2 separate regions of the Homo sapiens genome follow, and region 2 is linked to region 1. Evidence: chromatin loops called from intact Hi-C (ENCODE). Cell type or tissue: heart left ventricle. All regions are shown on one strand. Links, peaks and the distances in the headings refer to the core of each region. The heading gives the core; the rest is flanking DNA.

Region 1 (16,277 bases), core at 3,481-11,480:
TTAATCTGTTGCCCTGAGTAATTTCAATTATAACATCAACACCAGCCAACAATGTTCAACCAGCAACCACCACCAATCAACACTCATAATTATAGAAAGCACCCGCACCCACAGAATCTTCACGAACCAACCCTGGCCCCTCACCCTCAAAAATTATTCAACTTCCCATACTATTAAAATTAACTACAATCACCAGTCCATCATACTCACTCATCAACTTAACACCAACTCTACTGCTAAACCCAATAATAACGTTTCTAAAACCACAATGCTTGATCCTCACTCCTCTGGATATTCCTTAATAGCCACCACCGCAGTATAGCCAAAAACAACCATCATCCCCTACAAGTAAATCAAAAAGACTATTAATCCCATAAAAGCCCCACCATAATTTAGTACAATAACGCAACCCATAGCACCACTAATAATTAACCCTAAGACCCCATAAATTGGAGGTTTAGAAGAAAAACCTACAAATCCCATAACCAAAAGAACACTTAATCAGAACAAAGCGTATGTCATTATTCCCACATGGATTATAACCATGACTAATGATAAGAAAAACCATTGTCATATTTCAACTATAAGAACACTAATGACCATAATACGTAAAACAAATCCACTAATAAAAATCATTAATTATTCACTCATCGACCTCCCCACTCCATCTCATATCTCTATATGATGAAACTTGGGCTGACTTCTTGGCACCTGCTTAATCCTTCAGATCATCACAGGGTTATATCTGGCCATACATTACACACCAGATACCTCAATTTCTTTCTCTTCAGTCGCCTATATTAACCGAGATGTGAACTACAGCTGAATTACCCGCTTTTTTCACGCTAACGGTACTTCAACATTCTTCATCTGCCTCTTCCTACATGTCGGCCGAGGCTTATATTATGGCTCATTCACATATTTGGAAACCTGAAACACTGGCATTATTCTCTTGCTTACAACCACAGCAACAGCGTTTATAGGCTATGTGCTTCCATGAGGCCAAATATCACTCTGAGGCGCCACAGTAACCACAAACCTAATATCAGCTACTCCATATGTCGGGACTGACCTTGCCCAGTGAATCTGAGGTGATTTTCAGTTGACAAAGCCACTCTTACACGATTCTTCACCTTCCATTTCATCTTACCTTTCATCATTATAGCCCTAACAATTCTCCACCACCTATTCCTTCACGAAACAGGGTCTAATAACCCCTCAGGAAATCTCATCACACTCCGATAAAAGAGACCCTCTTCCTAGGGAGGCGGTGTGGGGGATTGGTCAGAGTGGTGGGAAAAACTATAGGGAAAGGACACAAACCTTCTGAAAGGTCGGAAGTTTCTACAGAGCCCCAGGAGGAGAATAGCTGAAGGCAGCTGTTCTATAACCCTGAGGTAGAGGGCAAGGAGTAGCTACAAGGGAGTGTGGGGGAATTTTTCTTAAACAAGATTGTTCACTTACATCAACCAGGAACTGACCTTTGATCATCCGTGCGCCTGACGTTCCCTGAAAGGGGAACAATAAATGTTAATTACCTACAGGTTGTGTCGGCTCCAGGTTTTCACCATTGTGCCTGCACTGAATAAAAGCAAGCAGCTCCAGCTTCTCACAGCTGCTCTCTGGCCACTGGGGCTGGGCAGTCACCTAGCTGCCTTACACTGCATACCTGTGTCTGAGTACTCATTTCATCCATCAGCCAGGGTCTGTGGGACAGATCCGGCAAGGTGGCAGGCACTGTCTGTACAGAGGGAGAGGGTGGCATGTGCCTGTGGTAGTCTGTGTTGAGCGGGCTTAAGGGGCTGTGACCTTGATCCTTGTTCTCTCTTTGGATCAGGGTCTTGATTTTCCTGGAGACCCTGACCCCCCTGGAGAAGGTGACTTGGGTGTCTTAGGGAGGGGGAAGGGGAAAAGAGGGTGGGGCTTCTATGAGGAGCCTCCATGTGGCTAATGGGCTTGGGTACTGGGAAGCTGGAGATATGGCAGGACAGGCAGGGGGATGGGAGGATTGGCAGTTTTAGGGGTGATGCCAGCCAGGTTGGGGCCTCCTCTGGCCTTGCTTCACCCCTGCAGGGCCAGGACAGTGCTAAGGGTGACTGTGGCAAGGATGGCGAACCAGGACAATCTGTGAATGACCAGTGACCCCACCACCCCCACTGAGCCCCAGCCTTCAGCCCCTTAGCCCTCTTCTATACCCACGCCTGAGAGGTCCCTTGGCTGGAGGCCAAACACACACCCATCCCAGTTCTTCTCTTCCTAGGCATTCCCTGGTCCCACTGGGGAGAACAGACCCCCTGGGCCACTAGTCAAGTGGGTGAGTGAGGTGGGCTCTGGGACCCTGGGAGGCAGTCCCTGGGCCATGTGGTAGAGATTGGGCAATGGCTGGTGGGGCGGGCAGGGAGATGCCTGCTATCTGTGCTGTCCCTGATGTGTGCATGGGGCGGGGGGGCATGAGCACACGGGTTTATGAGTCTGTGACCTCCTGGGTATGTTGTTCCTGAGGTTTGGTGAACATGTTCTCAACAGCGGTGGTCATGTTTACTGACCAATCAATGGACACTGGTGGAGGGACGGGCCAGCTTTTCTGCTGGGCCAGAGGTTAACCTGGGCCACCAGGTGGGGTGTGGGCGACTGGCTCTTCCCCAAATGCACAGACGCCTCTGCATTTTCACAACAGGACCTCTGCATCTGTGTGTGTGTGCCATGTGTGTGCAATGTGTCTATAGTATGTGCATGTGTGCAGTGTGTGTGTGTGTGTGTGTGTGTGTGTAGCACAGAAAGGGGAAGACTGGCGCCTGGCTGCCTAGGCCTCATGTTCTCTCCCTTCCCGTCCCATTTGCAGGGTCTCACTGGCATGCCTGGTCCCCAGAGCCAATGAGGAGTAAAGCCCAGGTGAAAGAGAGGCTGCCCCTGGGTGCTGGAGCCTCCCCTCTGCCTTCCTGCCCCTCAGGTGCCTCGTCTCCAGATGTCTACCCACCCCCATCCATGTATCCCATGTTGACCCCTCCTGGGGATGGGGTTTCCTATAGTTATTGCTGCTCTGGGGCTCCCAGGCTTCGGGCCCTCCTCCCTGCCTCACCCCTTCCACTTTGAACCCCTGCTCCAATTCACATCCCCTCTGCTGCCTTTCAGGACACGTTCCTTGTGTGCATTTCAGGGCCTCCAGGTGCTGTGGGTGCCTTGGGTCCCACAGGCCCAGCTGGTGCTGATGGTCTGAGGGGCTCTGGGGTTCAGTGTGAGTCACTGCAGGCGAGGGCTGGGCTTGGGGAGGAGGGTGAAAAGCCCGGAGAGGAGTGCAATGTGGGGTGCTCCTCCTCATCCCTGGGGTCCCCTCAAATCTGCAGGGTCAGCAAGGCCGACCTGGAGCCACAGGCCAAGCTGGGCCTTCCAGTCCTGTGGTGAGTGACTGGGATGGGGCTGGTGAGGGGTGAGGGTGGGCGCCCTGAGGCAGCCAGCTAAGACCCTGCAGGAAGTGGGAGGCGATGGGAGAACCGAGTTACCGCCTCTCTCTGGAGAGAGGGACTTCCTGTCTCCCCAAAGGGACCCCCAGGGCTTCCTGGCTTTGGGAGCGATGCTGGAGCCGAGGAAGAGGTGAGTGACAAACACATGGCCAGGTGTGTCTCCCATCACCCTCAGCCCTGAAGCCTGTGGGACTCTGAGGGGCCTGCTCTGCTCCAGGCCCCCAGCCGCCAGGCCCCGGGGTCCCTGCTCAGTGAGGGCCACCCACAGACCCTGTGCCCAGGGCATTCTCTGTGTCTTGGCCTTTCTCCCCCATCCATGTGACTCCTCCTGTGTTCCCCGACCACCTGCTCCCTTCTCTAGGGGCCGCTCAGGTCTCACTGGACTGATTGGGCCCCCTGGAGGAGCAGGGAGAGAATGGGGATCAGGGTCTTCCTGGCCCTCAGGGCTCCCCTGAACAGAAAGGGAGAGGTGAGTACAGGGCCTGGTCCTGGAGGGTGGGGGGAGGGGTGGGGAGTGGGAGGATGGGGTTAAAACTCAGCTGTGGGTGAGGGAGCAGATGCTCTGGAGTTTGGGGGGAGGAGGGCCCAGTTGAGCCAGGTCCTTCCCTAGGGTACCCCAGGAGCATCCACCCCATTGGTCCTGGAGACTCCCTGGCCTCCCCGTGAGCACTGCTTCTGTTCCTGCACTAAATCCTGAACCCCACTGTTGCCTCCCTTGACTTCCAGTGTAACACGCCAAGTCCTCAGGGTCCCCATTTGTCCTCATGCCTCCAGTGCTTCCTCCCCACACTTCCAGAGCTCCAATGTCCCCAGATTTCCTCAGGCCTGCCCCTCCTGTGTAGGAACTCGAGGCTGCTGTGGACTTGGGACCTGGCCTCTGCACTCCTGAATCCTGTCTTTCCCCTGCCGTGACTGGCTCTTTCTTGTTCTTTGTGTCACAGGGACACTGGCTCAAAAGGAGCCAAAGGAGGCGCAGTGAGTGACCCCTGTTGGACTGGACACTGTCTCTTCAAGGCAAACAGACTCCCCCCAGGGAGCCCCTGATTCCCAACCAGGAGACTGACTTCACCCTTCTGTGACCTTAATCCCATGTGTGACATCTTGACCTCTCCATGACCTCATTTGTCCTCGCCCGACAGGAGAGGACCACAGCCCCAACCAGGGCTGTGCTTGGGAGGCCTTCTGGATTTTCTGCCACTTGGCAGCAACAGGGGAAGCTTGTGGGACCCCCTGGGATGATGCCACAGAGGTGCGAGCTGGTCTCTGGCTGCCCGTCCCTGCCCATAGTGCACCCCCTCAGGGCCCAGTGGTTTGGCGGTTGTGGAAATGGAGAGAAGCCTTTTGGAATTCATACTGGAGAAGGGATAAACAGGACTCAGTCATGGGTCGTTTAGGACACTGGGAGATACAGGATGAAGAAACTCTCCCAGAGTCTCAGACTAATTCATAAATTAAAATACAGGCTCCAGCTCTGGCACTGTGGCTCATGCCTGGAATCCACGTGCTTTGGGAAGCTGAGGCAGGAGGACAGCTTGAGACCAGAGTTGGAGGCCAGCCTGCGGACACAGCCAGGAAAAGAAAGTGGCTGCCAGAAGGTGCCCGACCGCCAGGCCCGAGGCACCCTGGAGGGATCCGCGGGGAGGGACCCGCAGACCGAGGAAGGCATGCAGCTGCCCCACAGGTGGCCCGGCCTCTTCCTGGCCCCCTCACGTACATGTGCAGAGACCGTTCCTTGTCTTCGGAAGGTGAACTTGGAACAATTCCCACGGGACACTGCGAATGACGGCGGCTGGGCTTGGGCTCCCCTCTCCGTCCTCAGAGCATGGCCAGGCCCATGGCTGCTGCTCTTTGCCCGAGAGCATGGGAGATTGCCCCAGGGGGCGCGCCCGGCAGGGCCCTGCTGTGCTACCTGGAACCAAGAGGCCTGGCCGCAGTCTCTGACCCCACTCCCGCAGGGGACTGCGCAGGACACAGATGCCGAGGCCGGCGTGGTGGCTACGCCTGTGGTCCCAGCTGCTCGGGTGAGGCGAGAGGAGCGCAGGAGCCTGGGAGGCCGAGGCTGCAGTGAGCCGAGAGGGCCACTGAGCCCCAGCCTCAGCGACACAGCTAGACCCTGTCAAGGAAAGGGGAAGGAAGGAAAGGGAAAGCAAAGAAAAGAAAACAAAAAAGCAGAAGCAAACGGGCAAGAGGCCAGCGTGTGGTCCCGGGCTGGCCTCAGTAGTAAAGATGCTCGGAGGATTGATTGATTTGCCGGATTCTGCGCGGTTTCCCAGCCTGTGCCTGGTTGCAGTGCCCTCCCTGTGGTCGCTGGCTGCCCGGACCCATACCCAGCCCCACGCCTGCCCTGCCCTCTTCCCAGCCAGAGTCACGTGAAAAGACCCGTGGAGGTACAGGAGGGCGGCCCTGTATCTGTCTCATCCCCCAAATACCTTGTCACTAGGACCACGTTGCCTGAGATGCCCATTCCATCTCTGTCCTTAAAGGCGTCACTTTTTTTTTTTTTTTTTGAGACGGAGTCTTGCTCTGTCTCCAGGCTGCAGTGCAGTGGCGCCATCTCGGCTCACTGCAACCTCCGCCTCCTGGGTTCAAGCGATTCCATTGCCTCAACCTCCCGAGTAGGTAGGACTACAGGTGTGTGCCACCTCGCCCAGCTAATTTTTTGAATTTTTAAGTACAGAGGGGGTTTCATCATGTTGGCCAGGATTGTCTCCATATCCTGACCTCGTGATCCACCCGTCTCAGCCTCCCAAAGTGTTAGGATTACAGGCGTGAGCCACTCGCCAGGCCAAGGCTTCACCTTTTAACAGGTCCTACTGGAAGCATGTTCAGGACTTTCATGTGGTCCTAAACTTCGTGAGGGAGAGTGAGAAACTGCCCCCCATCGCAGTGATGAGATTACCGCGTGGAGGTGACTTGGAGGTCCGCCCGCGCCCTGGGATGGAGCCTCGGCCAAGCTCCCGGGAAAGTACTTAAAAAGGCCACTAGCAAGCGCGCGATGAACGGCGCAAACACCTACGGGACGGCTCGAGATCGCAGGCTGGCGAGGGCCATCGCAGCTGCCACCCGCACGCCCGACACCGTCCGGGTCCACCTGGGATCGCCGTCCCGGCCCGGGTGGGCGGAGGGGCCCCGACACCACCCCAGAGCCCCAGCTTTGGAGCTCCCCAACGCCACAGCCAGGCACAGTGCGACCCCGGCAGCAGAGGGGGCACTTGGACCATTTGTTCATAGTCTGGGACCTCCGGTCCCACGAGAGCAGCTGCGAGAAGGCGACCGACTCCTCCTGCAGCTCCGGGGCCGCGCCTGCGGGGTCGCAGCTCCGGAGAGGACAGGGCCTTGCTCCAGGCGAGGAGGCCGGGGGCGCCTGGCCAGGACTTGCCCAACGGGTTCCTGGCAGGCATGGACCTGAAACCTGAAACCAAGAAAGGACTGCGAGAGAAAGTGGATGAGTCCCTTTTAACGCCACCATTTCCGAGTGCAGTTCTTTCTAAACCTTAAAACAAAGCCCAGAAGCCATCAAGGACATGGCTGAGAAGCTAACCACGGCATTCACACCAAATTTATCTTCTGCAGTGCGACCAAGCCAAAGGACAACAAATGGGTGTGGGCCGCAGTTGTGCAAATATTTGTATAAGAGCATCGATTTCAGGTGGGCTCAGTGGCTGCGCCTGTAATCCCAGTGCCTTGGGAGGCCGAGGCAGGAGGATCGCTTGAGGCCAGGAGTTGGAGACCAGCCTCAGCAACACAGTGAGATCCCATCTCTTAAAAAAAAAAGAAAGAATGTCGATTTCAGCATTACTTACCATAATAACAAAAAAAGAAAGAAAGAAGAAATAATAGGCATTAAGAGGGACCTACTTAAATAAATCCTAGTACATCCATACAACACAATACTATGAATTTATGGAGTTTTTAAAATAAGGTAAATGTTGATGAACTGTTAAATGAAATACTCTTTCGCCTCACTCATACAAACTAACTGCAAATGGGTCACACACTTAAATGTAAAACATGAAACTATAAAACTTTAAGGGAGAAATTCTAAAAGAAAAATGGGGGACCTAGAGCTGGATAAATATTTTAGGCTTGATACCAAAAGCATGACCCATAAAAATTTGGATAAATCAGAGTTCATCAAAACTTAAAACCTAGGTTCTGTGAAAGACTATCTTAAGAGGATTAAATGATAAAATACAAACCAGTAGAAAAGACAGACATTCCTGGGCGACATTTCAGGTTCTGTTCCAGACTACCACAATAAAAGCAAATAGGGAAATAAAGCCAGTTACACAAGCTTTTTGGTTTTCCAGTGCATACAAAAGTGGAGTTTACATATATTATAGTCTATTAAGTGTGCAATAGCATTGCCTCTAAAACAATGTACATTCCTTAATTTTAAAATACCTTATTGCTAGCCAGGTGCCATGACTCATGCCTGTAAATGTCACTTTGAGGGTTGAAGTGGGAGGATCACTTGAGCCTAGGAGTTCAAGACAGCTTGGGCAACATTGTGAGACCAAATCTCTACCAAAGAAAAGTTTCTTAAATTAGCTGAGCATGGTGGCACACGCCTGTAGTCCCAGCTACTCAAGAGGCTGAGGTGTGAGGATCACATTAGCCTAGGAGTTAGAGGCTGGTGTGATCTATGATTGAGCCACTGCACTACGGCCTGGGTGACAGAGCGAGACTCCATCTCAAAAAAAAAAAAAAAAAAAAAAAAAAAACACTAAATAAATATTGCTTAAAAATGCTATAGAAGATCTGAGCCTTCAGTGAGTCCTACATAATCTCTTTGCTTCCTTGATGCTGATGACTGCTGATTGATCAGGGTGGTGGTTCCTGAGTGACCAGCAATTTCTGAAAACAAGATTCATCAATTAAGTTTGCCACATTGAAGAACTATTCCTTTCACAAAAGACTTCTCTGCAGCATGCAGTGTTGTTTGATATTTTACCCACAGTAGAACTACTTTCAAAATCATCTCAAACCCTGCTGTGGCTTTGTCAAGTTTCTGTGCTATTCGGAGTCCTTTTTGTCATTTCAACCATGTGCATAGCATCTTCACCAGGAGTAGATTCCTTCTGAAGAAGTCACTTTCTTTCCTCATCCATAAGAAGCAACTCATCTATGCAAGTTTGATGCTGAGACTGCAGCAATTCAGTCCCATCTTCAGGCCTCACTTCTTCTTCTTCTTTTTTTTTTTTTTTTGAGATGGTGTCTTGCTCTGTCGCCCAGGCTGGAGTGCAGTGGCACAATTACGGCTCACTGCAACCTCCGCCTCTCAGGTTCAAGCGATTCTCCTGCCTCAGCCTCCTGGGTAGCTGGGACTACAGGTGTGTGCCACCATACCTGGCTAATTTTTTTTCAGTAGAGACAGGGTTTCACCGTGTTAGCCAGGATGGTCTCGATCTCCTGATCTCGTGATCCACCCACCTCGGCCTCTCAAAGTGCTGGGATTACAGGCCTGAGCCACCGCACCTGGCCACCTCACTTCTAATTCTAGTTCTCTTCCTATTTCCACCACATCCACAGTTACTTCCTCCACTGAAGTCCTGAACCTCTCAAAGTCACCCATGAGGGTTGGAATCCACTTCTTCCAAACTCCTGTGCATGTGGATATTTTGACCTCATCCCATGGATCACACATGTTCTAGATGTCTAACTACACCTAGAATGGTGATTCTTTTCTAGGTTTTGAATTTACTCTGCCCAGACCCATCAGAGGAATCACTATCTGTGGCAGCTATAGTCTTACAAAATGTATTTCTTAATAAGAATTCAAAGTCAGAATTACTCCTTGACCCATGGGCTACAGAATGGATGTTGTGTAAGCAGACATGTAAACAACATTCATCTCCTTGCACATCTCCATCAGAGCTCTTGGGTGACCAGGTGCATTGCCAATAAGCAGTAATATTCTGAAAGGAAGCTTTATTCCCGAGCAGGTCTCACAGTGGGCTTAAAGTGTTCAGCATATCATGCTGTAAGTAGATGTGCTGCCATCCAGGCTTTGATTTTCCATTTGTAGAGCACAGGAAGAGTGGGTTTAGCATAATTTTTAAGGCCCTGGGGTTTTTGCAGTGGTAAATGAGCACTAACTTCCACTTCAAGTCACTGGCTGCATTAGCCCCTAACAAGAGTCAGCCTGTCCTTTGAAGCTTTGAAGCCAAGGCATTTACTTTGGTTCTTTATCTATGAAAGATCTGGATGGCATCTTACCCAGTAGAAGACTGTTTCATCTGCATTGAAAATCTGTTGTTTAGTGTAGCTGCCTTCATCAAAGATCTGAACTAGGTCTTCTGGATAATTTACCACAGCTTCTCCATTGGCACTCGCTGCTTCACCCTGCACTCTTATGTTATGGAGATGGCTTCTTTCCCCCTTAAACTTCATGAGCCAACCTCTGCTAAGCTTCAAACTTCTATTCTGCAGCTTTCTAGCCTCTCTCAGCCTTCATGAAATTGAAAAGCCTTATGACCTTGCTCTGGATTAGGCTTTGGCATAAGGGAATATTGGGGCTGGTTTGATCTATCCAGACCACTCAAACTTTCTCCATATGAGCAATAAGGCTGTTTTTTCTTCCTCTTTTTTTTTTTTGTTTTTTTTTTTTGAGATGGGGTCTTCCTCTGTTGCCCAGGCTGGAGTGCAGTGGCACGATCTTTACTCACTGAGGTCTTGACCTCCCAGGCTCAAGCAATCCTCCCACCTCAGCCTCCCGAGTAGCTGGGACTACAGGCATGTGCCACCATGCCCAGCTAATTTTTTTATTTTTTGTAGAGACAGGGTTTCACCATGTTGCCCCCAGGCTGATCTGGCCAAACTCCTGGGCTCAAGAGATCTGTTCACCTTGGCTTCCCAAAGTGCTGGAATTACAGGCGTGAGCCACTGCACCCAGCCTGTTTTGCTTTCTTATCATTTGTGGGTTCACTGGCTTAGCACTTTTAATTTCCTTCAAGAACTTTTCCTTTGTATTCACAACTGGCTAGCTGTTTCGTGCAAAAGGCCTAGCGTGCTGGTCTGAGCTTTCCACATGCTTTCCTCGGTAGCTGAGTTTGGGATTTAAAGTGAGAGATGTGCAACTCCTCCTTTCACTTGAACACTTACGAGCCCATAGCAGGCTTACAGATTATTGTATTTTCAATATTGTTGGGTCTCAGGGAATAGGGAGGTCTGAGGAGAGAGATACAGACAGCTGGATAAACAGCTGGCTGGTGCAGCAGTCAGAGCACACACACCATGTATGGATTAGGTTCACCGTCTTATGTGGGTGCTGTTCATGGTGCCCCAAACCAATGACAATGATAGCGTCAAAGATCACTGATCACAGATCACCATAACAGATATAGTAATAATTCAAATGTTTGAAATATGGCGAGAATTACCAAAATGTGACACAGAGACCCAAAGTGAGCACATGCTATTGGAAAAATGGCAGTCTTTTTGGATGCAGTTTTGCCATAAACCTTCAATTTGTAAAAAAAAAAGAAAGAAAGAAAGAAAAAAGAAGAAAAGAGCAATATCTGCAAAATATGATAAAAATAAAGCAATAAAGTAAAGTGCAATAAAATTAGTCTGCCTGGATTTGCAAATTCTGTCTCCAACCAGTGCTGGGATCCATAATATGCAAAGAACCCTCAAAATTAAACATTCTGTGAGTATCAAATTCGAGAATTTGGTATAAAAATGCATCTACTTCTAAAAGTGAAAACTACAACAAAAAGAAGGAGTTGCTTTGCTTAGAAACTTTTGAAGCGCACTGCATTATTTTTATTTATCCGCATGATTGCCAGGTAATCTGCATATCAAAATAAGAGGTTTCAGATGCCATAAAATTAATTACCATTGAATTTCTGACAGAGGAGATTTGGGAGAATATAGGCAACATTAAATATAAGAGGAAGTTTGATAAGTTTAAGAACTATGACCACAAAAGCTTTTTGGATGTGGCAACTTTCAATTAGAACTGATTGAAAGTGAATAAACTTTGAGAAGATTTTCTACCACTCTGTGGGTTGTCTGTTTACTCTGCTGATTGTTTCTTTTGCTGTGCAGAAGCTTTTTAGTTAAGTCCCATCTATTTATCTTTTTGTTGCATTTGCTTTTGGGTTCTTGGTCATGAAGTGTTTGCATAAGCCAGTCATCTAGCAGGGTTTTTCTGATGTTATCATCTAGAATTTTTATGGTTTCAGGTCTTAGATTTAAGTCTTTGATCCATCTTGACTTGATTTTTATATAAGATGACAGAGCTCTTTCCTTCTGCTGCTGCGGCTGCAGCCATGAGTACTGCTCAGGCTTCAGAAGAGGCTCGCCTCTAGTGTCCTCCACTGTGGCAAGAAGGAGGTCTAGTTGGACCCCATTGAGACCAATGAAATTGCTAATGCCAACTCTCATCAGCAGATCCAGAAGCTGATCAAAGATGGGCTGATCATCCACAAGCCTGTGATTGTCCATTCCCAGGCTCAATGCTGGAAAAACACCTTGGCCTGCCGGAAGGGCAGGCACATGGGCATAGGTAAGCAGAAGCGTACAGCCAATGCCCAAATACCAGAGAAGGTCACATGGATGAGGAAAATACTGCACCGGCTGCTCAGAAGATACCGTGAATCGAAGAAGATTGATGGCCACATGTATCACAGCCTGTACCTGAAGGTAAAGGGGAATGTATTCAAAAACAAGTGGATTGTCATGGAACACATCAACAAGCTGAAGGCAGACAAGGCCCACAAGAAGCTCCTGGCTGACCAGGCTGAGGCCCCCAGGTCTAAGACCTAGGAGGCACGCAAGCACCTTGAAGAGTGCCTCCAGGCCAAGAAGGAAGAGATCATCAAGACTGCCCAAAGAGGAAGAGACCAAGAAATAAAAGCTCCCCCTTTGTCTGTACATACTGCCCTCTGTGATTACATAGATCAGCCATTAAAATAAAACAAGCCTTAAAAAAAAAAAGATGAGAGATGAGGATCTAGTTTCATTCTTCTGCATGTGGCTTGCCAATTGTCCCAGGACCATCTGTTGAACAGGGTGTCCTTTCCCCATGTTATGTTTTTGTTTGCTTTGTCTAAGATCAGTTGGCTGTAAGTATTTGGTTATATTTCTGGGTTCTGTATTCTTTCCATTGATCTATGAGCCTATTTTCATATCAGTACCATGCTGTTTTGATGACCATGGCCTTATAGCAGAGTTTGAAGTTGGGTAATGTGATGTTCCAGATTTGTTCTTTTTGCATAGTCTTGCTTTGGCTATGTGGGCTCTTTCTTGGTTTCCTGTGAATTTTAGGATTGTTTTCTCTAGCTCTGTGATGAATGATGGTGGTATTTTGATGAGAATTGTGCTGAATTTGTACATTGTTTTTGGCGGTATGGTCCTTTTCACCATATTGATTCTACCCACCCATGAGCATGGGATGTGTTTCCATTTGTTTGTGTCATCTATAATTTCTTTCAGAAGTGTTTTGTAGTTTTCCTTGTAGAGGTCTTTCATGTCCTTGTTTAGGTATAAACCTAAGAGGGTTTGTGTGTGTGTGTGTGGTTTTTTTTGCAGCTATTGTAAAAGGGGTTGAGTTCTTGATTTGATTCTCAGCTTGGTCTCTGTTGGTATATAGCAGAGCTACTGATTTCTGTACATTAATTTTGTATCCTGAAACTTTGTTGAATTCATTTATACATCTGACAAAGGACTAATATCCAGAATCTACAAAGAACTCAAACAAATCCGCCAAAAGAAAACAAACACTCCCATCAAGAAGTGAGCAAAGGACATGAACAGACAATTCTCAAAAGATACACAAATGGCCAACAAACATAAGGAAAAATGCTCAACATCACTAATGATCAGGGAAATGCAAATCAAAACCACAATGTGATACCACCTTACTCCTGCAAGAATGGCCATAATAATAAAAAATAGATGTTGACATGCATATTGTGAAAAGGGAACACTTAAGGCATGAGGCATGAGATATAATGGACTTTGGAGACTTGGGGGAAAGTGGGGAGGGGAGTGAGGAATAAAAGACTACACATTGGGTACAGTGCATACTGTTTGGGTAATAGGTGCACCAAAAGCTCAGAAATCACTACTAAACAACTTATTTATGTCATCGAATACCACCTGTTCCCCAAAAACCAATCGGAATAAAAATATAAACAAAAACAAAAAAAGAAAGTGAATAAACTACCATGAATAAAGCTAATAATTAAAGTTATTTTAATTATCCATCTAGAGGACTTATTGGCTAGTGTTACCTTCCAACAGCTATGGTTATGTGCCACAGTTTGTAACAATGGGATATGAGTGGAAATGATCACTGACTTTACTAAATCTTGGCCTTAAAACATGCACTTCATCTTCTACCCCCTTCCCCTTCCCGTTGCAAAGTCATGGTGATAAACCAGGTTTGTTCATGCAGATGACAATACTTTTGGAAATGATGGCAGAGAAATAAAATGAAAAGAATATTGTTGTGGGAGAATGATGGCTGGTGGTGTAGGGGTAAAAGAATTTACAAAGAGAGTTGTAGGTAAAGAAAGGCAGATTTATTAGAGAAAGTAGAAAAATATGTTACCAGGGAGACAATGGGCAAGTCAGCAGAAGCTCACTGCAAGGAAACAAAAGCTTGCCAGAGATTTTATAGCACGGTGTTCATGCTGTCTATTGAAGAAGGCTTTGTGTAGAAGGTTGCAGTGAGCTAACTTGCAGGTGTCTGGTGATAGCTGGGCACAGGAAGACAGTGAGCTACTTGTGCAGGACAGCTATGAGTCCTGGACCATGAAGAAAGGCAGATTTGTGGCTTATCTGCTTTCTCTTTTTGCTTTCCCTTGCTCCTACCAGCCTGACTTCTTTTCCCCAATCAGGACTCCGCAAATATAGTTCACTTAATGATCACGTAAATTGGAGTTTATTACCCATGTGACTTTTGCATATATCCAGACTAATATGTGACAATATATATTTCTACTTTGTCTGTGCCACAGTATTTGTATATCTTTAGTTGTCTGATCTACAGTATTGTATGTCTTGTTATGGAACAACTTATACTAGTATAGAATTATTAGCTGTGTTTTAAAATTTTTTTGTAGACATGTTGTGTGTTCTCACATCCAATAGAAGTGTGTAACAGGTTATCTTCTACCCATTTTTCTCAATATCTGTGTCATTTCAAAATCCATCAATTGTGGAGGCAAAAGGAACATACTTATCTTTTTTGTAATAATGAGGTTAAGTATATTTTTATTTTTGTAGAAATTTGCAATTTTTGGTCTTTTTATATGTTTTGATCACTTTCCATTTTTTAGAGTTCTGTAACTAATTTGTAGCCAATGGGTAAGATTTATCTGGTTTATCAGGTATGGTTTATTTAAAAGCCATTTTTTCCATTTTGTTACCTTTTGTTAATTATTTTATAAGCTTTTTGGCTGCAGATTAGTTTTGTTTATTTCCAACGCATTAATATTTTCTTTTTTTCTTCTTTGTATATGTGCTTGGAAGACCTTCTTCTGTGATATCAGATCAAACTCAGATATTCAAGATTTGTTGCTAAGACATTATTTCATTAGCGTAGAAAAGAAATTAAGTTAATTTACCTTAATATTTATAAATCAAGTTAAACTCACATAACAATATGGTAAATATTATTTTGCATAGTTCAGGAATGTGTTTAATGATTTTACTTGAACTGACTGACTGGCTACAAGTCAATGAATTTGTGCTTGGTAAAGATTCAGCATCAAAAACTACATAATTCTTAGATCAAAAGTAAGGTGTATCATTTCAGTTGAAATAAATTACTTATAACAGTTTTGAGGTATAACTGACATAAAATAAACTCACATAGTGTATTTTTTTCATCAAAGAATGCAAAATTTCAACAGATTTGAAAAGGGTATATATAACCCAAAACATTAGTGAGTACTTATTCTCTAATTTATTCTTCCTAATAAGATTAATGTTGGTCTAAGTTTATCATGTGTATGATTTATCATATGGAAAAAAATGTTCCTTTAAAGCTAATTCTTAAATATGTGCACTGAAGATTCTCAAATAACATTTAGACAAATACAACGATAATATTGTGATTTCTTGCATAGTGGTTGCATTATTTATCATGTTATATAAGAATTTCCTTTTAGCTTTGAGGTGAAATAGTTTCTGCCACTAATATTTTCTATGCTGCTAATATAAAATTAGCATTAAATTTTTTTATTCCTTGAATAACTATTTACAACATATTAGTAGGGTTATAGATCTTTAAAAAAACATAGCTATTCCAGTATCTAGTTATGCAACTAACTTTTTGCCACATCTCTAAAACATTGTAATGGACAGATTATTTTTTAAAAATACAACACACTGGCATTTATTTGTAATACAGTTTTGCTTTGTTGTTTGTTAATTCCATTGTGTAGGGAAAAAAAGAAAAAAAGGAAGAGGAAGAGATGGAGAAGAAATAAGAATACAAACAAGAAATAGAAAAAGCAGCTAAGAAAATGAAGAGGAGCAAGAATAAGATGAGAAGATGAAGACAAGTCAAGAAGAAAGGAGAAAAAGCAGGTGAGGGAATTTAGAAACCCTCTTATACGATAAATCTATTTTTCCCTCACTGATTCATAAAATTTGAAAACATCCAGGACTATCACAACCAAAAACAAGCAAAAAGATACAAAAATAATTATGCCCGAAATTTTTTAAATGTACATATGTATTTTTTGCTATGACAAAGCCTCTCTTCTCACTTACTAGTTTTATCAATGCTTGCTTCAATATTTCAGAAATAGAATTTTTCATGTTGTGACTTTCCTGAATTGTCAAGAGATTGAATTT
Region 2 (16,277 bases), core at 2,711-10,710, 1.1 Mb after region 1:
GGTTGGTGAATTGCTTAGCAGATCATGATATAAGAACAAGGTTCAATGTAGCCTTTAAGATGTCATAAAACACCACAAAACCATTCATGACTCCTGCTATGAACAACAATCCTGGCCAAATTTTAATTCTTGCACAAAGTGCAGAAAATAGCCAATGCTTTGCCATTGATCTTTGGGATCTTAATAAGACTGAATTAGATAGTTCTATTAGCTGGAGTCTCAGTGCTCTTGTTTGAAATTCATTAAGATGAGACTGCAGATGTTCCAAAGATACAACAATCTTCTGAAATGTGTAACCAATGGAAATCTTCTTTCTTTTAGGGTTGGGTTGATAATCTAAATGGACCTAGCAGACTCATTATTGGGGTATGTTTAAGGGTGAAGAAATAACTCTCTGAAATGTAGTGGAGGAATAGTAATAAAATTCTTAGTGTTGGCTTAGCTTCACTGATCCCAAAACATAAATGTTACTTTACTAACAATTGAAGCATATTATTTCAATTATGCTAATTGTAATATAGAGACAGGAAGAAATTATTTTTATTCTTCGAGGATTTTTATCAGAAAAACCAAGGTAATGTACTATCAATTACCATTTAGGAATTCTTCTTTAAAAAACTTTTTTAAATTAAAAATATTAGTCTTAATTGAGTGTGGATAATAGAAATCCCATAATTATCTTATTTTTATTAGATACCCTCTCAAAGTAGTTTTACATTATTTTATTCTTTTGTAGTTTATAATAAATGTGTCAAAAACAATATGTACAACAGACTGATAAATGGTTCTGTTTAGCTAAGTCTACTCTAGTCTATATCATGAAAGTGTTAGGTCTAAATTTCTAAACATTATAAACAACAATTTTTTGAAGTGCTCTGATTTTCCTAACAATACAATACTCCTGACTCTCTTAAGTTTACACATGTAAATGAGAAGGAACTATATATGAAAATATCATACCTCTTCTGTAGCTATTAGAATTTTTCAGCTGAGGTTTTACATCGTCACCAATTTAGTGTCACTCCTTTGCTCTGCAAACTTCAGCTCTCAATATATAGTTAACACTTTTATTTTCTGGAGATTTTTAGACTTTAAAGAACTCATTCAAGATTGTTTAAGAAACAAAGCATGGGATGAATTGAAGACTTTCATTTTAAAAGTAAGTGCAGCAAAATTATGAAGGTTAAGCCTGATGAATATGAAAGGCAGACAGCATCAAATGCTGATGATGCTGGTAGGAATGCAAATGTTACACCACTTACGAAGACAGTTGGTCAGCTTTTTACAAAACTAAGCAAACTCTTATCATATAATCTAGCATTAATGCTTCTTAGTATTTACCTAAAGAAACTGAAAACTTGTCCACACAAAAACCTGCACAATAATGTTTATAGCAGCTTAATTCATAATTGCCAAACTTGGAAGCCAACAAGATGTCCTTCATTAGGTAAATGGATAAACTGTAATACATCCAAATAATTAAATATTATTCAGCATTAAAAAGAAATGACCTATCAAGCCATAAAAAGACATAAAGGAATCTCAAATACATGTTTCTGAGTGAAGCCAATCAGGAAATGCTACATACTGTATGACTCCAGCTACATGACATTCTGGGAAAGGCAAAACTATGGAGACAGTTAAAAAAAAATCAGTGGTTGCCAGGAGTTATGGGGGACAGAGGGATGAGCAGATGGAGTACAGAGGAATTTTAGGGCAGTGAAACTCTTCTGTATAATACTATAATTATGGATATTATGTTCAGATTTTTAAATAAATAAAACTGAAATTTAAAATAGAATAAGAGGGAATCAGGTTGATTTGTTTCAACTGAAATTCATGATCACAAAGCTCATGTCTTTATGCTTCCCAGAAAAAAATATTCCCTGCTCCATTCATTCTCATCCTTTCCCAGAGTAACAGTTCATATTTATTTTCTCTCCTTCCCATCTTCACTCTTTGCTGATAACTTTATTTTCTATTTCACTTGTAAAAAAAAGTGGTCATTTGACAAGAATTTCAAAATCTCCAGTCTCTACATCTGCTCATCTTCATATATCTATACCTACATTCTGTTATCTCTCCTTTTCATATGGGTGAACTGTCTTTGCTTCTAAATAATGTCCACCCCTCTTACTGTGACTGGGTGCTGTGTCTTGTTGTATTAGGATTCTCTAGAGGGACAGGACTAATAGGATAAATGTATATATAAAATGGGTTATTAAAGAGTGTTGACTCGCACAATCACAAGGTGAAGTTGCACGATAGGCTGTCTGCAAGCTGAGGAGGAAGAAAGCCAGTCTGAGTCCCCAAATCCCAAAAGTAGGGAAGCCACCCGTGCAGCCTTCAGTCTGTGGCTGAAGGCCTGAGAGCCCCTGGCAAACCCCTGGTGTAGGTCCAAGAGTCCAAAAGCTGAAAGAACTTGGAGTTTGACGTTTGAGGGCAGGAAGCAACCAGCACGGGAGAAAGATGGAGCCAGTCGAGCCCTTCCATATTCCTTGCCTGCTTTTATCCTAGATGCGCTGGCAGCTGATTAGAGGGTGACCACCCAGACTGAGGGTGGGTCTGCATCTCCCAGTTCACTGACTCAACTGTTAATCTCCTTTGGTGACACCCTCACAGACACACCCAGGAACAATACTTTGCATCCTTCAGTCCAATCAAGGTGACACTCAGTATTAACCATAACACCTGTTACCTACTCATGCCTGTCATTCCAGCAATTTTCTTGCTTCTTTTTCTGCATCTGAAATTTTAATTTCTCCACCAAATTCTTCACATCAAAAAACAAAAAAAGAAGTTATTTCATTTAACCTGAAAAAAACCAAAAACTCATAAAGAGCTAATGAATAAATTTATCTCAAACATTTGATAACTTTAATTATAACTTTAATATTCATAGCTTATATTTATCAATAGATTGTCTTAGGAAAAGAAAAAGACTTCCCATAAACTAGAAGAAAATGTAAAATATAACCAACATATAAACAGCAATGTGTTAAAGAATTATAAAGAATAATACAAATAACACAATTTAATGAACAAAGGATATAGACATTATACAAAATATGAAAACATGAATAGACAATATATAATGCCTAATATTGGTAATCAGGGAAATGCTATTAAACATAGCATAGCATTGTGTGTGTGGATGTGTGGATGTAAATGGCAGTAAAAGGTAAAAAGGGAAGGTGGTAAAAAGGGAGATGGTCTAATATTTTCAACATTTTTTAATTTTTGTTTTGTGTTTTATTTATATATTTTTGGCAGCAAAATTGTGTTTACTAAAAAAAAATCTGGACTATGAACACACTTCACTGCTTTGAAGAACTCCAAGCCAAATAAAAAGACCAATCAATATTAAAAGCAGTATAACTGCTTACTTTTTAAAAAATACATAAAAAGAATCAAATGCAACAGTGTAGGAAGGCAATCACCCCCATGTCAGAAGTCACAACTTCTTCCAAATAAAGAGTATGACCCATCTGCCACAGTGAATCAATATTTATTTCAGGACATGCCATGTCAAAATAAAACAGAGTCAACCCTTGCCTTTAGCAATTATATTGTATTATAAAAGCACTTTATAACTCCATCCCATCTTTAAGTGTAAGTTACTGGTATGTGGGCTAATGATTATCTGTAAGCATTTCTCTATTCAGATCCATAATCCAAGTGCTCTCTGAATATTACAAGGTGACAATAAGTGGGAAGTGGAGGAGGAAGAGGAAAGAGAGGGGACTAAGGTTCTCCCAGTTTAAGGTTTTGTTGCAATGAGGGGATGAGGAAGTATGAAGATATTTTTGTTGTCTTTTCATCTTTATACTGTGTTAAGTAACGTTTACAACATAAATTCAGCAGGCTTTTCCTGACCTATAACTCGAAGTTTTCTTCCTGCAAACAATGTATTTACAAATGTGTTTATTAGCTTACACAGCAATCTCACAATAACTAGTGAAGATTAAAAGGGCACACTCCTAGTATATTTGTTTGCAGTGTTTCAAGGGAAATACATATTGCCATGGTGAAGCTCTAAATAGATTCAACGAAACATCTAAAAATTGAAAGTTGTTAAAAAAAAAGCAAAGAAATATCACCAAAGAAAAAAGATTAATCGTAGCTTAAATATAAAACTAAATCATTAGTTAATTAAACTATACAGATCTCATACAAACGAAAACCAGCCTGAAAGACCCAACCTTAAAAAAATGCTAAAAAATAAGGCATAAATCTGCATAATATTCAGTTTTATTTCCATTCTCTCCTTTCCCTCTACTATGTATGCTTTACCTGATCTGCCTCTAGGGGCTTACAAGAAAATGGTTTCCGGTTTCCATCTTCAATTTGACCTCAAATGTCCTGAGCAAAGTTTTTGCTCTTCTGCTGAGGGTTCTTTTGTTGGTAAGCTTTAGATATCGTTATTTCTGCTAATTCAGTAGTTTTGATCGTAGTGCCAAATTTAAATTCTTCCACTGGTTCTTCTGTAAGGAATTAAACTTTTATGGTGTCTTGCCTGCATAGTATTATTTTTTAAAAAAAGAAAACCCAAGCAAAATCTATTGCTTAAAGAGGTTTCTTATTTTTTAAACAAACAGAATAACTCTTGACAATTTTAAAACCTTGGGAGAAATAGTTCATTAGAACGTCATTATCTTACCATGAAGAATTAAATACTAAAAACCTGTTCTGAAGCACTTGGTTAATTTTCTCTCCCAGAGTCTAATAAAGCACATGTGAAAGGACCATTTGTTTTAGTCAGAAATACATTTTATGTTCTGCTACTTATAAGTACTCAGTATGTTCTTTAGGACTCATTTTGAAGATGCACCAGGAGGCTTTTCTCATTCAAGCACTGCCTACCGTGATCGCTGAATTCTGACCTCAAAGAGGATCTAAGTAATTTATATCAGTGCTCAAGAATAATTCTGGACATCTTGGTCCACAGCCTACAGCAAGTGGTATCTGTAAAATTAAAGGATAATTCCAGTGGGCTTGGTCGGACTGCTGCTTTGCCATCTCTTGTTTGTTTTGAGGAAGTGGGGGGAGGCTAGGTAAGAACACGGAAATAGGGAACGGGGTAAGGGAGAGGTGAGAAGAGCAAGGAGAGATAAAGCAGGCTGTGAACATACTGCTCGTTAACCAAGCCATACTCATACTGTTGAGATTTCCATCATTTTGAAGTACATTATCATAACATTAAAAAAGAAAAAAAATGTTAAGAAAATGTATCTAATTTTTAAAGTTATCACTGGAATACGCTGAAATAGTTTGGCTTTTTGTAAAATATAAATAATGAAGACGCTGACTTTTTTTGTGCTTGTCAAGCTAATAGATCATCTCCACGAGACAGGCAGCAATGATGAATTGCAAAACGTTATTAATGAAGGGAAAAGGTTCAAGCCAATATTCACACTGCAGTCAATGAAAGAGTAAGGGGGCTTCTGAGGAAGGGTTGAAGATGACATGGGAGAGTAGCAGGAACAACCCCCTTCGCTGACTGTTTGCTCCTGAGGCTTTTCCAGTTTTATGTCACTCATGTCTTCTCTGCTTCCGTCCTGTGTGCTTTCCATTCCCGGCAAAGCTGCTGCTACACGTCGAAAGAGCTGCTTTACATTGTATCCAGCTTTTGCCCTAGTTTCAATAAACGTAACATTCAGCCCTTTGGCTTTCCTCTCTCCCTCCTCAATTGACACTTGCCTCTTGTCAGCAAGATCTGTTTTATTTCCTACTAGCGTGATGATAACATCACTTCCTCCTTCTGTTCTGACATCATCAATCCACTTTGTAGTTTGCTGGAATGAGTTAACATTTGTGATATCGTAAACTACTACAGCTGCAGCAGAATCACGGATGTACCTGGGAATGAGGCTACGGAGACGTTCCTGACCCGCCGTATCCCACAGCCGAAGCCCGATTGTTCCATCCTCCAAGTACATAGTTTTTGATAAAAAGTCAATGCCAATTATTGCCTGATAGGTGTTGTCAAAACTGTCATACCTGAATCTGGTGATCAAAGATGTCTTTGCAACGCTTTGCTCCCCCAGGAACACCAGCTTGAATTTCCTCAGCGGATTCCCGAAGTCTCCGCCCGCGGACATGGTGGAACTAGAGGAGCTGTCGCCGCCTCAGCCCAGAGACCTCCCGGACCGATGCTGCTCCAGCCGGCTGACGAAAAAGGCGAGCGGAAGGGCGGGCGCCGAGCTCTCTGCGCCCCTGCAAGGGCCGGTGGAGGAGCCCGGCTGGAGGGCAGCAGGACTCTCCACAGACTGGCAGCCGCCGCCGCCTCCCGGCAGAGTAGCCGAGCACCGAGCGAGGCCCGCGGCTGGGAAGGGAAGGAGGGCGGTGTCGGCAGGAGCCAGGGGTGTGCTTTGGCTTCCCAAGGCTAGGGCCGTTCCCTTCTTCCTCACCCGGCTCCAAGACCTGCGGGAGAAAGGCGGAGGGTGGCGGAGCCGGAACCGCAGACGTATCTGGGATCTCTCACGCGCGGCGCTTCGGCTTCCCCAGCCGCCGCCGCCGCAGCCCAACCTGCTGAGTGCGCGAGCCTCTGGCGCGGGGCGAGCCAGGGCGCCTCCACACATTTTTTTAAATACACAAAACATATGTACTAAAAACAATGGGGCGGTGAAAACAAAATATTGCAAACTAGAAAAAAGACAAAATTGACATTTTAAAGACTTTATTATGTATTATTAAATATATATTAAACAGAAATGTTATAAAATTTAGCGTCCCTATCTCCCAGTTTCTGTGAGAGGTCAGAAACTTAACTTTCCTAAGCCACAATTAAGCAAACACATCTGGCCTAATCACATGGACCAACCTGTCTCCTAACATCATGCAGGAAGTTTCAGGAGCTCCTGCAAAACTCTCCCGCCTTGCATTTGAACAGATATGTCAACTGATACAATTACACAAGAATTGTATCAAGATATTAGACTGAATCTCACAATCACACTCAGCCTGATTATTAACCCTTCTCCTGCATCTTGCTCACCTAAATGTATCTGCATTTTCTATGAAGTGAATAGCTTAGAAATGTATGTCGTCCATGTATTATAGTGTAAGTTATTGTAGTATAGAAATATGGACTTTCTTTAACTCCCATTTTCTGCCTAGGAAATACCAATTTTTTTAGTATGGCAAGTGTTTCCAAGCATTGAGAAGTGGAGAGTGTAGGATATCCACTGCAGAATGAGGTCTGCTTGTCATCCTCTTAGTCTCCACTGCTATCCCTCCCTCATCTCTCTCTGTTTCATTGATGAGTATAGAAGATCAGTCACTTTTATATGAAATGAAAATTGATGAAACTAAGGTGTTGATTTGATTATCCAACCAACCATTTATTGAGTGTTCATTATAAGTCAAATTGTGTTCTGGAGAACAGCTCAGGAAATGAATGTTTGACATCAATGTACATAACAGAAATACGAACATACCATTAAAAACTCAGACCTCTTATGACAATCCAGATTCTCATGTAAGTTTTGTGAAGCTCTTTCAAGATGACAATGTAACAATTCAAAAAAAATTATTTAAACAAGTCATTCTTGAGACAGAAAAATGGAATTACAAGATCATATATGGCTATTTCACTAGCTGAAATCTTAAGTACTGTTTTTAGTCAATTGACAGCCATATAATTCTTAGTTTTATATACTGATATTCACCAGAAATTAAAAACTTTTAAAAATATTTCTGTCTCATTCTACTAATTTTAAAATTTCATTTATTTGGTTATATTTCTTCATTTTACCTGGCCTTGAATACTTCTTTCCTGCCCAGCATTAAGTTTAATTAATGTCTAATTTGTTTACTTGGTTTAGTTACTTTTGACCATGCTTGGTACACTTGTTGTGGAGCAGGCATGTAGAAATGTTTACAGGTTTATGGTCCTCACTCTTCCAAATCCCTAACGGCGGCACCCAACAGACACATACCACAATGTAAACACATACACACACACACACCTGCACACCCATACTCACCCACCTACACACACACCCGCACACACCCATACTCACCCACCTACACACAGACACACACCGATACTCACCCACCTACACCTAGACACACCTGCACTCACCCACCCACACCCAGACTCACCCACACATACCTGTAGTCCCCAGCTACTCCCAAGGCTGAGGCGAGAGATGCTTGAATCTGGGAGACAGAAGTTGCAGTGAGCCAAGATCATGTCTCTACACTCCAGCCTGCGTGACAGAGCAAAACCCTGTCTCCAAAAAAAAAATAAATAAATAAATAAAAAATTAGACAGTTGTGGTAGCCCATGCCTGTATTCTCAGCTACTTGGGGGAGCTGAGTTGGGGGGATCACTTGAGCCCGGGAAGTCGAGGCTACAGTGAGCTGTGGTCATGCCACTGCACTCCAGCCTGGGTGACAAAGTGAGATCCCTTCTCTACAAAGAAAAAAATAAATAAAGAAGTCATCCACCATGGGCACTGAGTCTGATAACCACATACTTTCCTCAGCATAAATCTCCCAGTAGAGTTGCTTTTAGAAAATAGAAGTCATCCCAGCGCAGTGGCTCATGCTGTAATCCCAGCACTTTGGGAAGCCAAGGTGGGAGAATTGCTCGAGCCCTGGAGTTAGAGACCATCCTGGGCAACGTAGTGAGACCCCATCTCTATATACAATTTTAAAAAGTAGCTCCCTCACCCACAGCTGAGTTTTAACCCCATCCTCCCACTCCCCACCCCTCACCCCACCCTCCAGGACCAGGCCCTGTACTCACCTCTCCCTTTCTGTTCAGGGGAGCCCTGAGGGCCAGGAAGACCCTGATCCCCATTCTCTCCCTGCTCCCCCAGGGGACCCAATCAGTCCAGTGAGACCTGAGTGGCCCCTAGAGAAGGGAGCAGGTGGTCGGGGAACACAGGAGGAGTCACGTGGATGGGGGAGAAAGGCCAAGACACAGAGAATGCCCTGGGCACAGGGTCTGTGGGGGGCCCTCACTGAGCAGGGACCCCGGGGCCTGGTGGCTGGGGGCCTGGAGCAGAGCAGGCCCCTCAGAGTCCCACAGGCTTCAGGGCTGAGGGTGATGGGAGACACACCTGGCCATGTGTCTGTCACTCACCTTCTCTTCCTCAGCTCCAGCATTGCTCCCGAAGCCAGGAAGCCCTGGGGGTCCCTTTGGGGAGACAGAAGTCCCTCTCTCCAGAGAGAGGAGGAAACTCGGTTCTCCCATCGCCTCCCACTTCCTGCAGGGCCTTAGCTGGCTGCCCCAGGGCGCCCACCCTCACCCCTCACCAGCCCCATCCCAGTCACTCACCACAGGACTGGAAGGCCCAGCCTGGCCTGTGGCTCCAGGTTGGCCTTGCTGACCCTGCAGATTTGAGGGGACCCCAGGGACGGGGAGGAGCACCCCACATTGCACTCCTCCCCGGGCTTTTCACCTTCCTCCTCAAGCCCAGCCCTTGCCTGCAGTGACTCACACTGGGCCCCAGAGCCCCTCAGACCATCAGCACCAGCTGGGCCTGTGGGACTCAAGGCACCCACAGCACCTGGAGGCCCAGAAATGCACACAAGGAATGTGTCCGGAAAGGCAGTGGAGGGGATGTGAATTGGAGCAGGAGTTCAAAGTGGAAGGCGTGAGGCAGGGAGGAGGGCCCGAAGCCTGGGAGCCCCAGGGCAGTAATAACTATAGGAAACCCCTGTCCCCAGAAGGGGTCAACATGGGATACGTGGATGGGGGTGGTGGGTAGACATCTGGAGACAGAGGCACCTGAGGGGCAGAAAGGCAGAGGGGAGGCTCCAGCACCCAGGGGCAGCCTCTCTTTCACCTGGGCTTTACTCCTCATCGGCCCTGGGGACCAGGCATGCCAGTGAGACCCTGCAAATGGGACGGAGGGAGAGAACATGAGGCCTGGGCAGCCAGGCGCCACTCTTCCCCTTCCTGTGCTACACACACGCACACACACTGCACACATGCACATACTATAGACACATTGCACACACTGCACACACATGGCACACACACACAGATGCAGAGGTCCTGTTGCGAAAACGCACAGGTGTATGTGCATCTCAGGAAGAGCGAGTCACCCACACCCCACCTGGAGGCCCAGGTTAACCTGTGGCCCAGCAGAAAAGCTGGCCAGTCCCTCCACCAGTGTCCATTGATTGGTCAGTAAACATGACCACTGCTGTTGAGAACATGTTCACCAAACCTCAGGAACAACATACCCAGGACGTCACAGACTCAAACCCATGTGCTCATGCCTCCCGTTGCCATGCACACATCAGGGACAGCACAGATACCAGGCATCTCCCTGCCCGCCCCACCAGCCATTGCCCAATCTCTACCACATGGCCTAGGGACTGCCTCCCAAGGACCCAGAGCCCACCTCACTCACCCACTTGACTAGTGGCCCAGGGGTTCTATTCTCCCCAGCAGGACCAGGGAATGCCTAGGAAGAGAAGAACTGGGATGGGTGTGTGTTTGGCCTCCAGCCAAGGGACCTCTCAGGAGTGGGTATAGAAGAGGGCTAAGGGGCTGAAGGCTGGGGCTCAGTGGGGGTGGTGGGGTCACTGGTCATTCATAGATTGTCCTGGTTTGCCATCCTTGCCACAGTCACCCTTAGCACTGTCCTGGCCCTGCAGGGGTGAAGCAAGGCCAGAGGAGGCCCCAACCTGGCTGGCATCACCCCTAAAATCACCAATCTTCCCATCCCCCTGCCTGTCCTGCCATATCTCCAGCTTCCCAGTACCCAAGCCCATTAGCCACATGGAGGCTCCTCATAGAAGCCCCACCCTCTTTTCCCCTTCCCCCTCCCTAAGACACCCAAGTCACCTTCTCCAGGGGGGTCAGGGTCTCCAGGAAAATCAAGACCCTGATCCAAAGAGAGAACAAGGATCAAGGTCGCAGCCCCTTAAGCCCGCTCAACACAGACTACCACAGGCACATGCCACCCTCTCCCTCTGTACAGACAGTGCCTGCCACCTTGCCGGATCTGTCCCACAGACCCTGGCTGATGGATGAAATGAGTACTCAGACACAGGTATGCAGTGTAAGAGCAGCTAGGTGACTGCCCGGCCCCAGTGGCCAGAGAGCAGCTGTGAGAAGCTGGAGCTGCTTGCTTTTATTCAGTGCAGGCACAATGGTGAAAACCTGGAGCCAACACAACCTGTAGATAATTAACATTTATTGTTCCCCTTTCAGGGAACGTCAGGCGCACGGATGATCAAAGGTCAGTTCCTGGTTGATGTAAGTGAACAATCTTGTTTAAGAAAAATTCCCCCACACTCCCTTGTAGCTACTCCTTGCCCTCTACCTCAGGGTTATAGAACAGCTGCCTTCAGCTATTCTCCTCCTGGGGCTCTGTAGAAACTTCCGACCTTTCAGAAGGTTTGTGTCCTTTCCCTATAGTTTTTCCCACCACTCTGACCAATCCCCCACACCGCCTCCCTAGGAAGAGGGTCTCTTTTATCGGAGTGTGATGAGATTCCTGAGGGGTTATTAGACCCTGTTTCGTGAAGGAATAGAAGGTGGAGAATTGTTAGGGCTATAATGATGAAAGGTAAGATGAAATGGAAGGTGAAGAATCGTGTAAGAGTGGCTTTGTCAACTGAAAATCACCTCAGATTCACTGGGCAAGGTCAGTCCCGACATATGGAGTAGCTGATATTAGGTTTGTGGTTACTGTAGTGCCTCAGAATGGTATTTGGCCTCATGGAAGCACATAGCCTATAAACGCTGTTGCTGTGGTTGTAAGCAAGAGAATAATGCCAGTGTTTCAGGTTTCCAAATATGTGAATGAGCCATAATATAAGCCTCGGCCGACATGTAGGAAGAGGCAGATGAAGAATGTTGAAGTACCGTTAGCGTGAAAAAAGCGGGTAATTCAGCTATAGTTCACATCTCGGTTAATATAGGCGACTGAAGAGAAAGAAATTGAGGTATCTGGTGTGTAATGTATGGCCAGATATAACCCTGTGATGATCTGAAGGATTAAGCAGGTGCCAAGAAGTCAGCCCAAGTTTCATCATATAGAGATATGAGATGGAGTGGGGAGGTCGATGAGTGAATAATTAATGATTTTTATTAGTGGATTTGTTTTATGTATTATGGTCATTAGTGTTCTTATAGTTGAAATACAACAATGGTTTTTCTTATCATTAGTCATGGTTATAATCCGTGTGGGAATAATGACATATGCTTTGTTCCTATTAAGTGTTCTTTTGGTTATGGGATTTGTAGGTTTTTCTTCTAAACCTCCAATTTATGGGGTCTTAGGGTTAATTATTAGTGGTGCTATGGGTTGCGTTATTGTACTAAATTATGGTGGGGCTTTTATGGGATTAATAGTCTTTTTGATTTATTTGTAGGGGATCATGGTTGTTTTTGGCTATACTGCGGCGATGGCTATTGAGGAATATCCAGAGGAGTGAGGATCAAGCATTGAGGTTTTAGGAACGTTATTATTGGGTTTAGCAGTAGAGTTGGTGTTAACTTGATGAATAGCTGAGTATGATGGGCTGGTGGTTCTAGTTAACTTTAATAGTATGGGAAGTTGCGTAATTTTTGAGAGTGACGGGCCAGGGTTGGTTCATGAGGATTCTGTGGGTGCGGGTGCTTTCTGTAATTGTGGGTGTTGATTGGTGGTGGTTGCTGGTTGAATTGTTGGCTGGTGTTGATATTATAATTGAAGTTACTCAGGGCAACAGATTAAATACTTAAGAGTAAAGTCAAAAAGGATGGAACAAAAGAAGAGGAAATAAGATTTAATTAGGCCTTTTTGAGTAGTTATAGTAACAGAGGCTGTGATTTGGGTTTGTGAAATTGTTTTTGGTATGGACTTTTCTAGTCAAATTAGATAATAGAAGTGATGCCAGGTTTTGGCTTATAGATAGGCTTGAGTGAGGGGTTATACAGTGAATTGTGATTGAGTAAAATCCTAATATGTTAGAAAAGTTGAATATTTGTAATGGGTGTTTTATTTTAAGATTATTAATTCTAGAACTCAGTTCTATAGCCAGTAAAAGCCCTAGGATGTTTACACCTAGGGCTGCAAGTTTTAGATGAGGTGCTATTGTTGTTTGTGGGGATGAAGCAGGGGCAATGCTATTGGTAAGGAGAAACCCAGCGAAGATGCTGTCAACTATAAGGTGTTTAATTGGATTTATTAGGGAAGGAATATTTTCATTAATGTTGATTAGGGTTGGGAAGTGGGGTTGTCCTATTAGGGCAAAGGAAATAATTTGCATACTGTAGACACTTGTTAGGGAAGTGGCAATGAAAGTAATAGAGAGGGCTCAGACATTGGTATATGACGTGTTTGTGGTTTCGATGATGAGATCTTTAGAGTAAAAGCCTGTGAGGAAGGGCATACCCGTAAGTGCTAGGCTGCCAATAATAAGGGAGGAGAAAGTAAGGGGTAAAGTCTTAAATAGTCCTGTTTTTCAGATGTCTTGTTCATCGTTGAGGCTGTGGATGATAGATCCTGAACACACAAATAATATAACTTTGAAAAAGACATGGGTGCAGATGTGTAGGAATGCTAGGTGTGGTTGATTAATGCCAATTGTGGTTATTCTAAGGCCCAGTTGACTTGAGGTGGAGAATGCTACGGTTTTTTCAATATTATTTTGTGTTAAAGCACAGATTGCTGTAAAAAAGTGGTAATAGCCCCTAGACATAGTGTAAGGGTTTGGATTAACACATTATTTTCTATTAAGGGGTGGAAATGAATAAGTAGGAACACTCCTGCCACAACTATAGTGCTAGAGTGGAGTAGGGCTGAGACAGGGGCTGGGCCTTCCATGGCAGAAGGAAGTCAGGAGTGGAGGCCAAGTTGGGCTGTTTTTCCTGCTGCTGCTGCTAAGAGAAGGCCAATTAATGGAAGAAGATCGGGGGTAGGATTTAGGATAAATATTTGTTGAGGCTCTCATGTATTGGAGGATGTGAGGAATCAGGCTATAGCTAAAATGAAGCCAATATCGCCAAAGCGATTATGTAGGATCGCTTGCAGGGCTGTTGTATTAGCATCTGCTCAGCCATGTCATCAGCCAGTTAGTAGAAAAGACACAATTCCTACGCCTTCTCATCCAATAAAAAGTTGAAAAAGGTTGTTGGCGGTAACTAGAATTAATATTGTGGTGTGGAAAATAAGTAAATATTTGCAAAACTGATCAATATTAGGATCTAACTTTATATATCATATAGAGAATTCTATAATCAGGTGACAAATAGTGCTACTGGAATAAACATTATGGAGAAGTAGTCTGAAGCTTAATGAGAGTTTAAGGGTTTGGATTGTTATTCAATATCAGTTTGAGATGATGGGTTATTGGTCTGTAGATATAAACATTCTTGTGGGAATGCGGCTAATGGTGAAGGTGCATGCGATAGCTATTTTTACATAATATGGGTACAAGTTCTTCTTGTAAGGGTTGATGAAGGTAATAATAATTGGTAAGGTTAAGGAGATTAAGGTTATTATGGTAATACGTGATTATTATTTTATTTGGAGTTGCACCAATATTTTTGGTTCCTAAGACCAACAGATAGCTCTTATCCTCTAAAAGTTGAGAAAGCCATGTTGTCAGGCATGGGGGCATGAGTCAGCAGTTCTTGCACACTTTCTTGGTAAATAAGAAGAAGCAGACTTCTATTATTAGATCCACAATCTCACGTTTTGATTAAACTGTATTTGTAGGGTATAGACTGTATAATAATTTTAGGGTTTAGAGATAATAGAATAGGTGAAAGGTGTATAAATATTAATATAGTTTTTCATGTAAAGGAGGGCTTAATACTGTTAATATAATAAGTAAGTGTTTGCTGGTGTGTTGTGACAAGGATGTGAAGGAAATAAAGGGCTGTAATTAATATATTACATCCTATAAGCATAATGGTAATATTTGATCAGGAGAGTGAAGCCACTCTTACGAGGAGTTCACCTATTAGATTAGTGGAGGGGGGTAAGGCAGGGTTAGTAAGATTTGCTATAAGCAAAAGGGTATTAGTGGAAATAATATTTGAAGCCCTTGAGAGAGTAATATGATTCGGCTGTGGGTTCGCTTGTAGTTTGAATTTGCTAGGCAGAAAAGTAGGGACGAAGTAAGTCCGTGGGCAATTATGAGGATAATAGCAAGATAAAGCTTCAGGGGATTTGAATAAGGATAGCCATAATAACAAGTGCCATATGGCTTACGGAGGAATATGCAATAAGTGACTTTAGATCAGTTTGTCATAGACAGATAGAGCTTCTCATAACTATACCTCATAAGGATAACATGAGGAAGGGATAGACTATATATTCTGTCAGGGGGCTGAGGATAAGGGTTAAGTCGTATTATGCCATAGCCGCCTAGTTTTAGGAGTCCTGCTGCAAGTACTATTGAACTGGCAATAGGAGTTTCTACATGGGCTTTAGGAAGTCATAGGTGAAGTCCGTATAGGGGTATTTTTAGCATAAAAGCCATTATACACACCATATAAAGTTGTTGGATCAGGAAATTAATAGTTGTTGGGTATTAAATGTTATTATGCTCAGTGAGCCTAGGATATTTTGGGTGTAAGTAAGTATAATAAGTAGGGGGAGAGATCCTACTAGTGTATAAAGTAAGAAATATGTGCTTGCATTGAGGCATTCTAGTTGGTTGCCCCAGCGGGTAATAATAATTAAGGTGGGGATAAGTGTAGTTTCAAAGAGAATATAAAATATAATTAGTTCTGTGGCTGTAAATGCTGTAATTAGAAAAACCTGTAGGGAGATCAATATGGAAATATAGAGCTTTTTCTGTGGGAGGGATTCACTGGAGAGGTGATACTGGCTTGCTGTAATTATAAGAGGTAATGGCCAGGCTGTTAAGATTAGAAGGGGTGATGTTAGGGGATCAGAGGAGAAAGTTGATGAGGAGTTGAATAGATTGTCGTTGAATTGATTAAAGAATAATAGGGCAATAAAGCTGATAATTAGGCTGTGAGTGGTTATATTCATCCAGAGTATAGGATTTTTAGAGAGTCATGTTATTGGTAGCAGTGTGATTGTTAGAATGATAACTTTTAGCTTTGAAGTAAATTTAGGTTATGCACATAGTTTAAGTCATATGTGTTGGAAATTGAAACTAGTAAGGCAAGGCCCACTGCGGCTTTGCCGGCAGCAAATACTAGTAGGGTGATGGGTACTACGGTTGCTAGGGTAAAATGTATATTTAAAGTTATAAGGAGGGGTGGAGCCAAGATGGCCAAATAGGAACAGCTCCGGTCTACAGCTCCCAGCATGAGCGATGCAGAAGACGGGTGATTTCTGCAT

What was found. Hi-C counts contacts between places; a loop is a spot of excess contacts. Peaks named below come from ENCODE experiments on the same cell type or tissue, not always from the same donor. Only the 100,000 strongest peaks of a DNase experiment are listed, where the experiment ranks them.
Region 2: a loop joins it to region 1, with 24 times the contacts of the local background. A loop is called at or near these places in 3 of 110 quality-filtered maps.

The regions. Positions count from the first base shown.
Region 1 is chr2:130,282,085-130,298,361 of GRCh38, forward strand. It overlaps the pseudogene MTND6P8, the pseudogene MTCYBP8 and the pseudogene RPL19P4. Among named protein-coding and RNA genes, the nearest start is that of TRE-TTC1-1, 47 kb to the right of the region's middle. In heart left ventricle, for the core only: no CTCF peak of the experiment used is centred there; DNase peaks (open chromatin) are centred at 5,287 and 6,774.
Region 2 is chr2:131,357,620-131,373,896 of GRCh38, forward strand. RAB6D (RAB6D, member RAS oncogene family) reads right to left here and starts at 6,549. Exons shown (of 1, transcript NM_001077637.3): 1 at 2,873-6,549. The coding sequence starts at 6,101. The coding sequence ends at 5,337. It also overlaps the pseudogene MTCYBP10, the pseudogene MTND6P10, the pseudogene MTND5P23, the pseudogene MTND4P21 and the pseudogene MTND4LP28. In heart left ventricle, for the core only: no CTCF peak of the experiment used is centred there; no DNase peak of the experiment used is centred there; H3K4me3 peaks cover 320 bases; H3K27me3 peaks cover 4,960 bases.